Regions from separate parts of the Homo sapiens genome. Here region 1 is linked to region 2. A link is a contact called in ENCODE Hi-C or POLR2A ChIA-PET data. All regions are on one chromosome and are shown on one strand. The core of a region is the stretch at or near the end of the contact, and the rest is flanking DNA. Distances in the headings are between cores, read along the strand shown. Region 1 holds the start of SRP54-AS1 (SRP54 antisense RNA 1). Region 2 holds the start of HEATR5A (HEAT repeat containing 5A).

Region 1 (5,558 bases), core at 370-2,869, 3.6 Mb after region 2:
AGGCAGGAAGATCACCTGAGGTCAGCAGTTTGGGACCAGCCTGGGAAACATGGTGAAACTCCGTCTCTACTACAAATACAAAAATGAGCCGGGCGTGGTGGCGGACGCCTGTAATCCCAGCCACTCAAAATCGCTCGAATCAGGGAGGTGGAGGTTGCAGTGAGCTGGATGGCGCCACTGCAGCCCCGCCTGGGCAACAAGAGTGAAACTCTGTCTCAAAAAATAAATACACACACATACACACACACACACACACACACACACACACACACACACACACTCTCGCATACAGGCATAGGATAGTTTGCTATAGTTAACAAACATAAGAATATCCTATTTTCTTGAGCTTTCATCAGGCTTTACTTTGCCAGAATACATCTATCCCATTTTTCAGTAACTAGATCTAGCTACCACATTTCCTCAGTTTTAACGTGTGTGTTTAAAGAGACAGGGTCTTGCGTCGCTCAGGCTGGAGTGAAGCAGCGGGATCAAAGCTCACTGCAGCCTTTTTCTGTCTATAAATCTTCAACACTTGGCTGCGCTGCAATCTCTCTGAGCCTGCCCGATTCGTGAATCATTCTTTGCTCAAAATGTTAAATTTAACTTGGCTAAGGTTTTTCGTTTAACACTTCCTACTAACGCTACAGCCTAAAACCTCTCCTGCAAAATGCTTTTTCAGGTGGCAACGTACCAATTCTAACAAGTTTGTGGGAGTAATGGGGAGGAGGGCTAACCCTCTATTTTCTTTCAGAAAAAGGGTTAGGCACAAGGAGCTCTAAAGGCTTGTCCGAAGTCTGCTGAAAACTCACAAACCACTCAGAACCAGGTTTCCCACACCCAATTAATTCCAAGTGGTACTGTATCCGATTACCCCCATTTTCCAAGAGATAGTTTATTTTTTCCCCTCTTTTCCCCTCCCCACTACACTTTCCACTTAGCCCTTTTTGAACTGCAAAATAACCTCTCAACTCCCCTCACCAGACCATTCTCTACAGAGCAAATTCATCTACGAGATCCAAGACGCAACTCCCACCGCCAGGCGGTCGCCTCAGAAGGGTAAGCAGAAAGCATGCCCACTTGGCCACTTTTACAACTTATTTCTGCTCAGAAATGCACCAACTCAACTACCCGGTAGATAAGGCACCAGCTAGCAGAGACCTCTTGCTCATTTCCTCTTGTACCTTATAAAATGCCCGCTTTTTTGCTCCAAAGACGAAGCGGGCTGGCTTCAGAAATAAAATCCCTCTTCTTGTATACTAGGGCTCGCTCTTGTTAATTGGTGTCTACGTGTGGCGAGCAACTAACTCTCTTTTCCGTTAGAGCACTCAAAGCCCTGGTCAATCTACCCCCCAAGACAGCAGAGACCAGCACAACGATCCCAAGGAAGGCTGTTGGCTTCACCCCGCTTAAGTCCTCAAAGTCAGCGCCTGCAGCATATCCTTGCCCCCACCACCTGCCTCTAGCTCTGGTCACTTACACTTACGGTTAGTTCGCATCCACTGTAACAGCGCCTGGCGGTCGGCAGGAGCCACAGTGCGAAGCGGCCGCAGCATCACTGCCTGCCTCGCAGTGGGAAATTTTACCTTGCTGGAGCAAGCCGCGCAGGCACTGGCTGGCATTGCGCATGCGCAAGCAGAGACCGCCCCACCCTCCGCGGAACAAGCCTCCGGTCTGCAAAGCCCTAAGCCCCGCCCCTCTACGGAGGTCTCACGTGCGCCTGGGGATCCCTGCCTTCAGTCACACCTCTATCTCTCATCTTTCCGCTCTTAGCTGGGAGTGCTCCGCCTAGTCACTTTTCTTAAGGTGGCTCGTCGAGGCCTGACTTCTTCCCCGAAATCACGTCCCTAGACAGCCTCCTATTTTACCACTAACTTTACTCCTGCAGTTATTCAGCGGTAGGAAACTGAAACCAAAAACCAGTGTAAGCAAGTAAACATCTAAACTGTTTCAGGAGCCGCGTAGAAGGAACGCGGCGGTGTGCCCCGGAAGCGGAAGTAGATTCTCCTATAGAAAGGCTGGACTACGCGGAGTGGTGACGTTTCCTCATTGGGCGGAAGGTTCGCTGGCACTCCGTTGGTCTTCCAGCTGGTGGGAGTTGACGACGTGGTGCTGGGCGTTGGGACCCTACTTTATCTAGTTCGGGAAGTTGGGTTGTGGGGTCATACCTGTCTGTCTGCTCCCAGCTTTCTTGGGTTTCTTCCGACGGCGTGGGGCCTCGCTAAGGAATTCCCGGCCCCTCAGGGCCACGGCTTTAGCGGTGTCTTTTGCGGTAAGTGTCTGCTTTTTCCCGCCCCAGACTACGGAGGGGGAGCGAGGGGCAGCCCCAGCGCTGCTCAGGAGGCGAGAGACTCCGGGGGAAGTCGGCCTCCGTGGCCACCGGCCATCGTTACCGAGACTGAGTTTCTGTGGCTCTTTATCTCGTCTTCCATGAGAAGTTTTATTAAAGATGCGCTGTGCCCCTTTTGAGTTGTCTTCCGATTTACCTGAGCCAAATAAGATGTAGGCAGTTGCAGGCCTGAGTCTTCGTTTTGCTTTCCTGAGCAAGAATTTAGATGAAGCTACTTCCCCGAAAATCCTTTTACTTGTACGAGACTTTTATTTTTCCTATGTGTTTGTAGTGCTTAACACAATGTCCTGCGTGTAGTAGACGTTCAATAAACGAATATGGAATATCAGTTGAATGCCAATGATGATTTAAGATAGACTGATAGCTCTCTCTGTACCATTTGACGCTGCTGACCATCCATTTCTTGAAACTTTCCCCTGCTGCCTTTCTTCATGCTATCCTCACCTGATTCTTTCACATGCTTAATTTAACAAAATATATACTTGTTCTTGGCTACAAGGATACAGAAATGAATAACACTAACTCTGCCATTGAGAAGCTAACGCACATAAATACACATTATATCAAGATGGGTAATGAGAAACACTAGTTGCATATAAAGAGCTGTAGAAAGCTGTGGGAGAGCTAAAGTGCTCCTTAGGTGCTTTGTGACCCTGAGCCAGTTTCTATTCCAATCTAGCCTCAATTTCCTCATCTACTTAATAGGCTTGTTTTGAGGAAGAAAGGAGATTAGGTAAGAGGTTTGGTTTGGTTTAGTGCCTAGAATACAGCAATCGTGGTGCCAAAGGGGAGGGAAATATTTCCCTCAAATCGCTTTTTCTCAGTTTTTTGATATGGCCAACTGGTATTTTCTACCTTAATATAGAGTACTATGCAAAAGCATCTTCAAGTCTTCCTTCCAGATTACTCCTCTGTCCCCATCTATTTGGAAATTCTGGACCTGCCACAGGATTACAGTAAGATAACCATAAATGTAGCTTTTTAAAAATTGATTTTCTCCTATGTGCCATGGAGAAAGGGAAAGGGAATTAGTAAAAGCTCCTATCTCTTTGGTTATTTTCAGTCTTGGTTAACGCCGTCCTTTTAGTTGGCCCTCAGTCATTGCTATAACCCAAATGGTCTTCCACAGGCTCTCCTCGAGGCTTCTCGCTTGCTTCCATGGCATTGTCCCTATATGCCAACCATGTCCAAACCTTATTCTTTTCATTTCCAAACCTTGTTCTTTTCCAAACCTTATTTGCTCTGTCGCCCAGACTGGAGTACCGAGGCACCATCTCGGCTCACTGCAACCTCCGCCTCCCAGGTTCAAGCAATTCTCCTGCCTCAGCCTTCCGAGTAGCTGGGATTACAGGTGCCTGCCACCACGCCCAGCTAATTTTTGTGTTTTTAGTAGAGATGGGGTTCCACCATGTTGGCCAGGTTGGTCTTGAACTCCTGACCTGAAGTGATCCGCCTGCTTCGGCCTCCCAAAGTGCTGGGATTACAGGTGTGAGCCACCATGCCCTGCCTAAACCTTATTCTTTAGCCTCCATCTCATGAGTTGATAGTTCTGTACTTTCCCCTAAAACTTGCAAACTCATTAGGTCCAAAACCAAATGCACTGTCTTCACCTTCCTTTTTTTTTTTTTTTTCACTATGACATATGTCATGCATACGAAAGTGTATAAAAGCAGTGATTGTCAGTGCGTTTTTGAGTTTTGACCTCTGGTTGAATTTTGTGATACAAGTAGGTTAAATTTTTAAAAGGATTATAAGGGCTGTGAGCAATGGCTCACGCCTGTAATCCCAATACTTTGGGAGGCTGAGGCTGGCAGATTGCTTTAGCTCAAGAGTTCGAGACCAGCTTGGGTAACATGGCGAAACTCCCTGTCTCAACAAAAGAGACAAAAATTAGCCAGGCTTAGTGGCGCCGCCTGTAGTCCCAGCTAGTTGGAGGGATAATGAAATGAACATCTATGTACACATCCTTCATAAAAAGTGAAACATTAAAAATAATACATTAAGTCCCTTTGACCTCTTCTCTATTAACTCCTCTGACTTTCAAACCACCTTCCCTTTTTGCCTTCCATTCATTGGTTAATGGCATCACTAGCCATCTGGTTATAAAAACTAGAGATATTGGAATCATTTTTGCCTCTTTTTTCCTTCACTTGCCATAACCATTTGGTCATTAGATTCTGCTTCATGAATTAGCCCTTAACCCTAGTTTCTTTTTCTCTAGTTCAAGGCCACATCTTGTCTCAACTAGCCTTATGGAGTATGGGTAGTGCATGTAGTGTCCTGGCTCTTCAGTTTTTTCCCTCCAATGTATTTGTTACACTGTATCTAAAGATGTTTCTAAGGTATAGAACAGATTTCTCATTCTGTTGTTTTCTTTGGGACATGTTATTAAATACTTAATATAGTGATTATGAACCCTTGCTGCACATCAATATAGCTAGTGAAAGTTTTCAAAACATAAATGTCTTGTTTTGCACTCCAGATTAAGAATTTAGATGAAGCTACTCCCCCTAAAACTTTTTTACCTTACTATCTCTGGAGAGTCTGATTGAGCATTTAATTTTTACTGATAGGCATTATCTAAATGTCATTGAAATAACGCATTGCTTGAGCATATGCCTCTTATCCCTCCTTTTCCTTTTTTATTTTTCACTTTTCCTTTTTCTTTTCAATGTTAAGGCCAACTTTCCAAGGAATTCTTTTGATTTTCGTTTTAATTTTCTTCTTGGTAGCATTTTATGTAAAGATTCTTTTTATGGTTGACCTCATAGCCAGAAAGTATCGTAAAGAAATGATTCCCAGTGTTCCTGAGTTATTACCTCTTGTTGCTAATTGACTTTTTTTTTGGTATACCTTTTTTGCTGCAAAAGTACGAATTGGTGCTGTGATATTATTTTACATAAAATGAGTTTTAAAATTTGAAAAACAATTACTTTAATGAAGAGAAAGTTGCTTGATACTTCTTGATATAATTGAATATAATCTTTGGTGCTAAGTTAAGACAGAGGTGGTATGATGCATAATTTATCTTTTGAAGGGAGTCTTGTGTTAAACTGTTATATTTGATTAGGAATTAGAACTTCTCTCATGCTGGGACAATTTCTGGAGTACATAGTAGGTGTTTAATGAATGAGTAAATGAATACAAGTGGCAGCTCCATCCCAACCTCTAGTCTGTTGACTAGTTGCACTCTAATTCTCACAAGGAACGC
Region 2 (5,209 bases), core at 2,367-4,866:
TCTACAAAAAATACAAAATATTAGCTGGGCATGGTGGCATGTGCCTGTTGTCCCTGCTACTCAGAGGCTGAGGTAGAAGGATCGCTTGAGTACACTCCAATGACTCTGTCTCAAAAAATAAAATAAAATAAAAATAAACAAATAAATAAAACAAAAAAAACCCTGCTTTGAGTAAAGGTACCTTACTGCTGCTTATGATAAACCCTATGAATGGCATAGTAAAAAGAGAGAAGTTTACTAAACGAAAAAAATTTCCCATACCAGATCTAAATTAAAACTTAACACAGTTGCTAGAGAAAATATAAAAACTCTTCCTCTTCCCTAGACTTACAAAAGGCTAGAGTTGGCCGGGGCGGTGGCTCAAGCCTGTAATCTCAGCACTTTGGGAGGCCGAGGTACGCGGATCACGAGGTCAGAAGATGGGAGGCCATCCTGGCTAACACGGTGAAACCCTATCTCTACTAAAAAACAAAAACAAAAGCAAAAAACAAAACAAAAAAAATTAGCCGGGCGTGGTGGCTAGCACCTGTAATCCCAGCTACTCGGGAGGCTGAGGCAGGAGAATGGCGTGAACCCGGGAGGCGGAGCTTGCAGCAGCCCAGATCGCGCCACTGCACTCTAGCCTGGGTGACAGAACAAGACTCTGTCTCAAAAAAAGAAAAAAAAATTAGATGGGCGTGGTGGCACGCGCCTATAATCCCAGCTACTCCGGAGGCTGAGGCAGGAGAATCGCTTGAACCCAGGAGGCGCAGGTTGCAGTGAGCCTAGATGGCGCTACTGCACTCCAGCCTGGGGGACAGAGCGAGACTCCATCTCAAAAAAAAAAAAAAAGGAGAGAGTTGCCAAAATTATAAAACTTTACACTAGGTAAATGTAGCAGAAAAACCATGCCCTTCCTCTATCATTACACACTGCAGATCCAGAAGCATTTATGAGTCCTACAATTACCTGACATTATAATGAAAAACCAAGATTAATAAGTAAAAGTGAGGCTGGGCGCAGTGGCTCATGACTGTAATATCCCAGCACTTTGGGAGGCCGAGGCGGGCGGATCACCTGAGATCAGGAGTTGGAGACCAGCTTGGCCAACATGGTGAAATCCCGTCTCTACTAAAAATACAAAAATTAGCCTGGCGTGGTGGTGCATGCCTGTACTCCCAGCTACTCGGGAGGCTAAGGCAGGAGAATCACTTGCACCGGGGAGGTAGAGCTTGCAAGTGAGCCAAGATCGCGCCACTGCACTCCAGCCTGGGCTACAGAGCCAGACCCTGTCTCGATAAAAACAAAAACAAACAAACAAACAGAAGAATTAAAACTGAATTTAATCTATTTCCTCCTACAAAAGATTTAGTGATTAAGCACTTAAGAGCTCTAGTTCAGGGGTCCACTAATTTTTTTCTGTAAAGGACCAGACAATACTCTAGGCTTTGGGAGCCATACGGTCTCTATCACAACTACTCAAAAACAAAACATGCACAGCCATAACGAAGGAGCATTGTTGTGTTCAATAAAACTTTTATAAAACTGCCAGCAGAGCAGATTTGACCCACAGGCTGTAGATTGCTGAGCACTATTTTAATTCAAAAATTTAACACTAGAACTAGACAAGGGATCTAATTAAGTGACACAGGCAAGTCTTTACTAAGTTTTTTGGCCCCAGTTAATTGATTTCTCAAATGAGATTTAATAACAGTTTCTCAATGTCTCCTGAAAAAGCAGAAGTGTTATTTATATGAGGACTGTGGTCTCATTAAAGGATTGTTCAAACTCTTCAATTATACTATGGGATAATTAATGAACCACACAAGACTCAATAGAGCTTTTTAAAAAAATGCAGATGTCATTAAACGCTTAATTCAGAATAATTTTAGAATTTAAAAAATTCAGAATTTAACCCTTATGTTATTCATAGTTAAGAAAGACTATTATAAACTACCTCAACCTTTTTGAAACAAAGCAAGAAGAAAGGTAAGTGTATTGGTTAAAGACAAGTAAAAAAATAATTTTTTTCTGTAGATAATATATTCATTAGTTTAATGTAGTTAATTTTAATTAATAATTTAAGAATTAAAAAGGTACTTTGGAGTCATGTATTTTCTGTGACTAAAGTCAGATACAATAATGAATAATACTAAAAAAGTGACCTAATCTAACATCCATAAATAGTGGAGGGAACTTAAGCTAGAATTCAGGTCTCCTGACTTTCAGGTGAGGAGTCTTTTCTTATTCTCCTATTCTATAGTCATCTAGGTAAAACAACTGCATTCCAAGGCACAACAAATCCATACTACAGTATTCTCCAACTGTCACTATTCTTATATTATAAATCCTGCCTGCTTATCAGTGAAGAAAAAAAAAAAGTCAATGGCATTAAAATGTAACACAAATCTCGGCTTCGATACTTTATCTAAAATTACTTTCTCAAAGACATACTTTCTAAAATGTTTGGAAAATTAAACAAAATTCTCCTCTCCCCATCCAACTAATGCTCAATTCTAACCACACTTCTGCTTTCCCTACAGCTTAAGTAATTTCACTGGGAGTATTTTCTCTGGAAGTTCTTAAGTGTACTTGTGGGCCCCTTTTTTTCCTCCTTAAACTTCTAATATCTTTCAGGCTGTAAATTCCTTAAGGGCGCCTAGCCCCAAAAAAGTGCTGCATATTTGTTCAATAAATGAATGCACATAAAAACAATGGATAACTATGACCTTTAATGTAGGAGCTCAAGCCATTTTATTATTATCTGACTTGACAGTCAAGAAAATTATCCCAACTTGCCAGAGGTATCCATTACTGTGATAAATAAACACTATAAAACGCTTTATAAAGTTTCTAAAGACTTTATAATCACTTGAAATAACGCCGCGTTGGCCGAGAGTAGGGTGAAAGAAAATGTTTCCTCACACTAAGCAAATGCCACCAAAGGAAAAGCTTTCTTTCCTGGAGAGAACTGCAACAGTTAGAAAGCAAATATCCACACTCTCCACTGCTCCCTTCTGGGAACTCTCTTTGAGGGTTCCTGCAGAAAACGAACGGGCCTCTGAGGAAGCTCGCCCGAAGGCCGGGCCGGGGCCCGGCTCCTGGCTGACCACTGGCGCAGCGGACGCCGCAGGGCGGGTCCCGGGAGCGGCGAGTTGGCGAGGCGGGCTCCGACTTGCTGACCTTCCCCACACGCCCGGCAACCCCGGCTCCCGCTGGCGGGCAGAGTCCACGCCTACCTGTTGTGCACAGGTGAAGCCAGACTTTCCCGTAGTCCAGGAGGAAGAACGGACCACGCTGTTTATCAGCCGACCCTGTGCCCCAGTCAGCCCCTTCTCGGCGGACTCCAGCCCTTAGGGTCAAGACACCTAGCCCCTCGACCGGTTCTCCCACCGGCTTCTTTCGCGATCACATTGCTGCCGCGACCACCCTCGGGATCCCCGAGCGCTCAACTCATACAGCGGCCCTGGTGCGTTCTCCTTCCCAGCCAACAGGCAGCCCAGACACAGCCCCCTCGCGCCCGGAGGTGTCCCCGCTCCCTGGATCCCCGACTGCCTGCCTTTGGGGGTCCTCCTCAGCTGAGCGTGCGTCCCGGTCCAGCAACGTTACCGGCTGCTCTGCTAACCCTAGCAGAGTCTGGAATTGCCGGCGGCGGCGACAGCGAGGCATTGAGGTGGGCGGGGCGCGCGTGGGGCGTGGCCGGAAAGCTCTCAGCGGCGAGCACCGCGGGAGCTAGCGATTGGGAGCGCGCCCTGCGCCGGGCCGCTGGTCCAAGGCCCCGCCAGCTGGCCGCCGAGCCATCGAGCGCCCACTCTGGCAGGCGTGACTGCTTCACCGTCGAAAGAGCGATGGAGACTGCGGCCCAAGTTAGGATTAGGACAGCGGTTTTTCAGTCCGGAGATTCCGGCCACAACTATTTTTGTCTGTTTTTATCGTAAGCCAGAGTCTTTGGGTGCAGCTCTGGGACACCTAAAGGGCCTGGAGAAATTCAGGCGGGGCCAGTGCTGTGGGGGTAGATGTTAGACGTGGAAGGGACCCTAGAGAGCCTTGACTGTGAGGACTGAGGTAAAGTGACTTGCTCAAGGTCACATACTAAGTCAATGGCAGAACTGAGACTAATAGCCTCTTACCTTGAGTCATGTGCGTTTTCCCACTACACTCAGCGTTTTAAATGTCATTTTTCAAGTTTCATTTTGAATCTATCTCCAGCTTACAAAAAGGTTGCAAGTATAGTACAAAGAACTTTTTTTCCCTGAATTGAGATTTAAATTGCTGACACCATGCCACATTGTCCCTAAGCACCTTCTACATAATCACAATATAACCATCAAAATCAAAACATTTACATAACTCGGCGTTTTACCAATTGTCCCAATAATATTGTTTATGGTAAAAGATTCCGTTCAGAATCAGGCATTGTATTTACTTATCATGTATCTTTCCTACTCTTCAAACTGGAACTCTCAGTCTTGCCTTGCCTTTCATATTCTTGACGCTGTTAAAGATTCCTGGCCAGTTATTTTTGTAGAATGGCCTTCATTTTGGGTCTGTCTGATATTTACTCATGATTACATTTAGCTAGGTATGACAGGACTCTAGAAGTGTTGCTGCTTTCTTCTCATGGCACCCTATCAGGTGGCACGATTTTAACTTCTCTCATTACAGATGTTTACTTTAATAAGGTGATGTCTGTTAGGCTTGTCCAGTGTGGTTACTTTTTTCCCCCCTTTGTAAATTAATAAGTATTTTGTGAGGGAGACTCTGAAACTCTCCTTTCAAGATATTTGTAAATATCTTGTTTCTCATCAAATCTTCAGTTAATGTATTTATATTAATTAGTATGGATCCAGAGGTTTCTATTTTGTTAAATGACTTATAATCCGTTTCTTTCTCTCTTTTCTCTCTCTCTTTTTTTTTTTTTTTTTCTTGAGACAGGGCCTCCTTTGTTGCCCAGGCCGGAGTGCAGTGGCTATTCACAGGTCGATAATGCAATCATGGTGCACACTACAGCCTTGAACTTCTGGGCTCATGTGATCCTTCTGCCTCAGCCTCCCAGGTAAGTAGCTGAGACTGCAGGCATGCACACCACCACACCAGCCAATATTCTGTCTCTATCATTATTTATTTTGATGCTCAATTATCCCAAGTTTGGTGGGTAGGGGCCCCATTCATTCTATCTTCTGTGATATGTGTGTGTGTGTGTGTGTGTGTGTGTGTGTGTGTGTTCAAT

What was found. Hi-C counts contacts between places; a loop is a spot of excess contacts on that map. ChIA-PET counts read pairs that join two places held with the same protein, here RNA polymerase II (POLR2A). Pooled maps may share reads with other maps.
Region 1: a loop to region 2 is called in a map of naive thymus-derived CD4-positive, alpha-beta T cell, with 12 times the contacts of the local background. The contact joins the promoter of SRP54-AS1 here to the promoter of HEATR5A in region 2. A Hi-C loop is called at or near these places in 1 of 168 maps with a recorded cell type or tissue (naive thymus-derived CD4-positive, alpha-beta T cell) and 5 of 50 pooled maps. POLR2A ChIA-PET finds 5 or more read pairs at or near these places in 1 of 52 experiments (naive thymus-derived CD4-positive, alpha-beta T cell).

What each region holds. Positions count from the first base shown.
Region 1 is chr14:34,980,947-34,986,504 of GRCh38, forward strand. SRP54-AS1 (SRP54 antisense RNA 1) reads right to left here and starts at 1,620. Exons shown (of 5, transcript NR_151701.1): 1 at 1,478-1,620. It overlaps SRP54 (signal recognition particle 54), which reads left to right and starts at 2,046. Exons shown (of 16, transcript NM_003136.4): 1 at 2,046-2,269. RefSeq lists a silencer at 17-311 and enhancers at 1,197-1,246, 1,365-2,066, 1,457-1,546, 1,727-2,226, 2,257-2,516.
Region 2 is chr14:31,416,934-31,422,142 of GRCh38, forward strand. It overlaps HEATR5A (HEAT repeat containing 5A), which reads right to left and starts at 3,617. Exons shown (of 36, transcript NM_015473.4): 1 at 3,539-3,617. It overlaps HEATR5A-DT (HEATR5A divergent transcript), which reads left to right and starts at 3,825. Exons shown (of 4, transcript NR_110045.1): 1 at 3,825-4,044; 2 at 4,911-5,035. RefSeq lists a silencer at 3,078-3,197 and enhancers at 3,308-3,357, 3,788-3,937.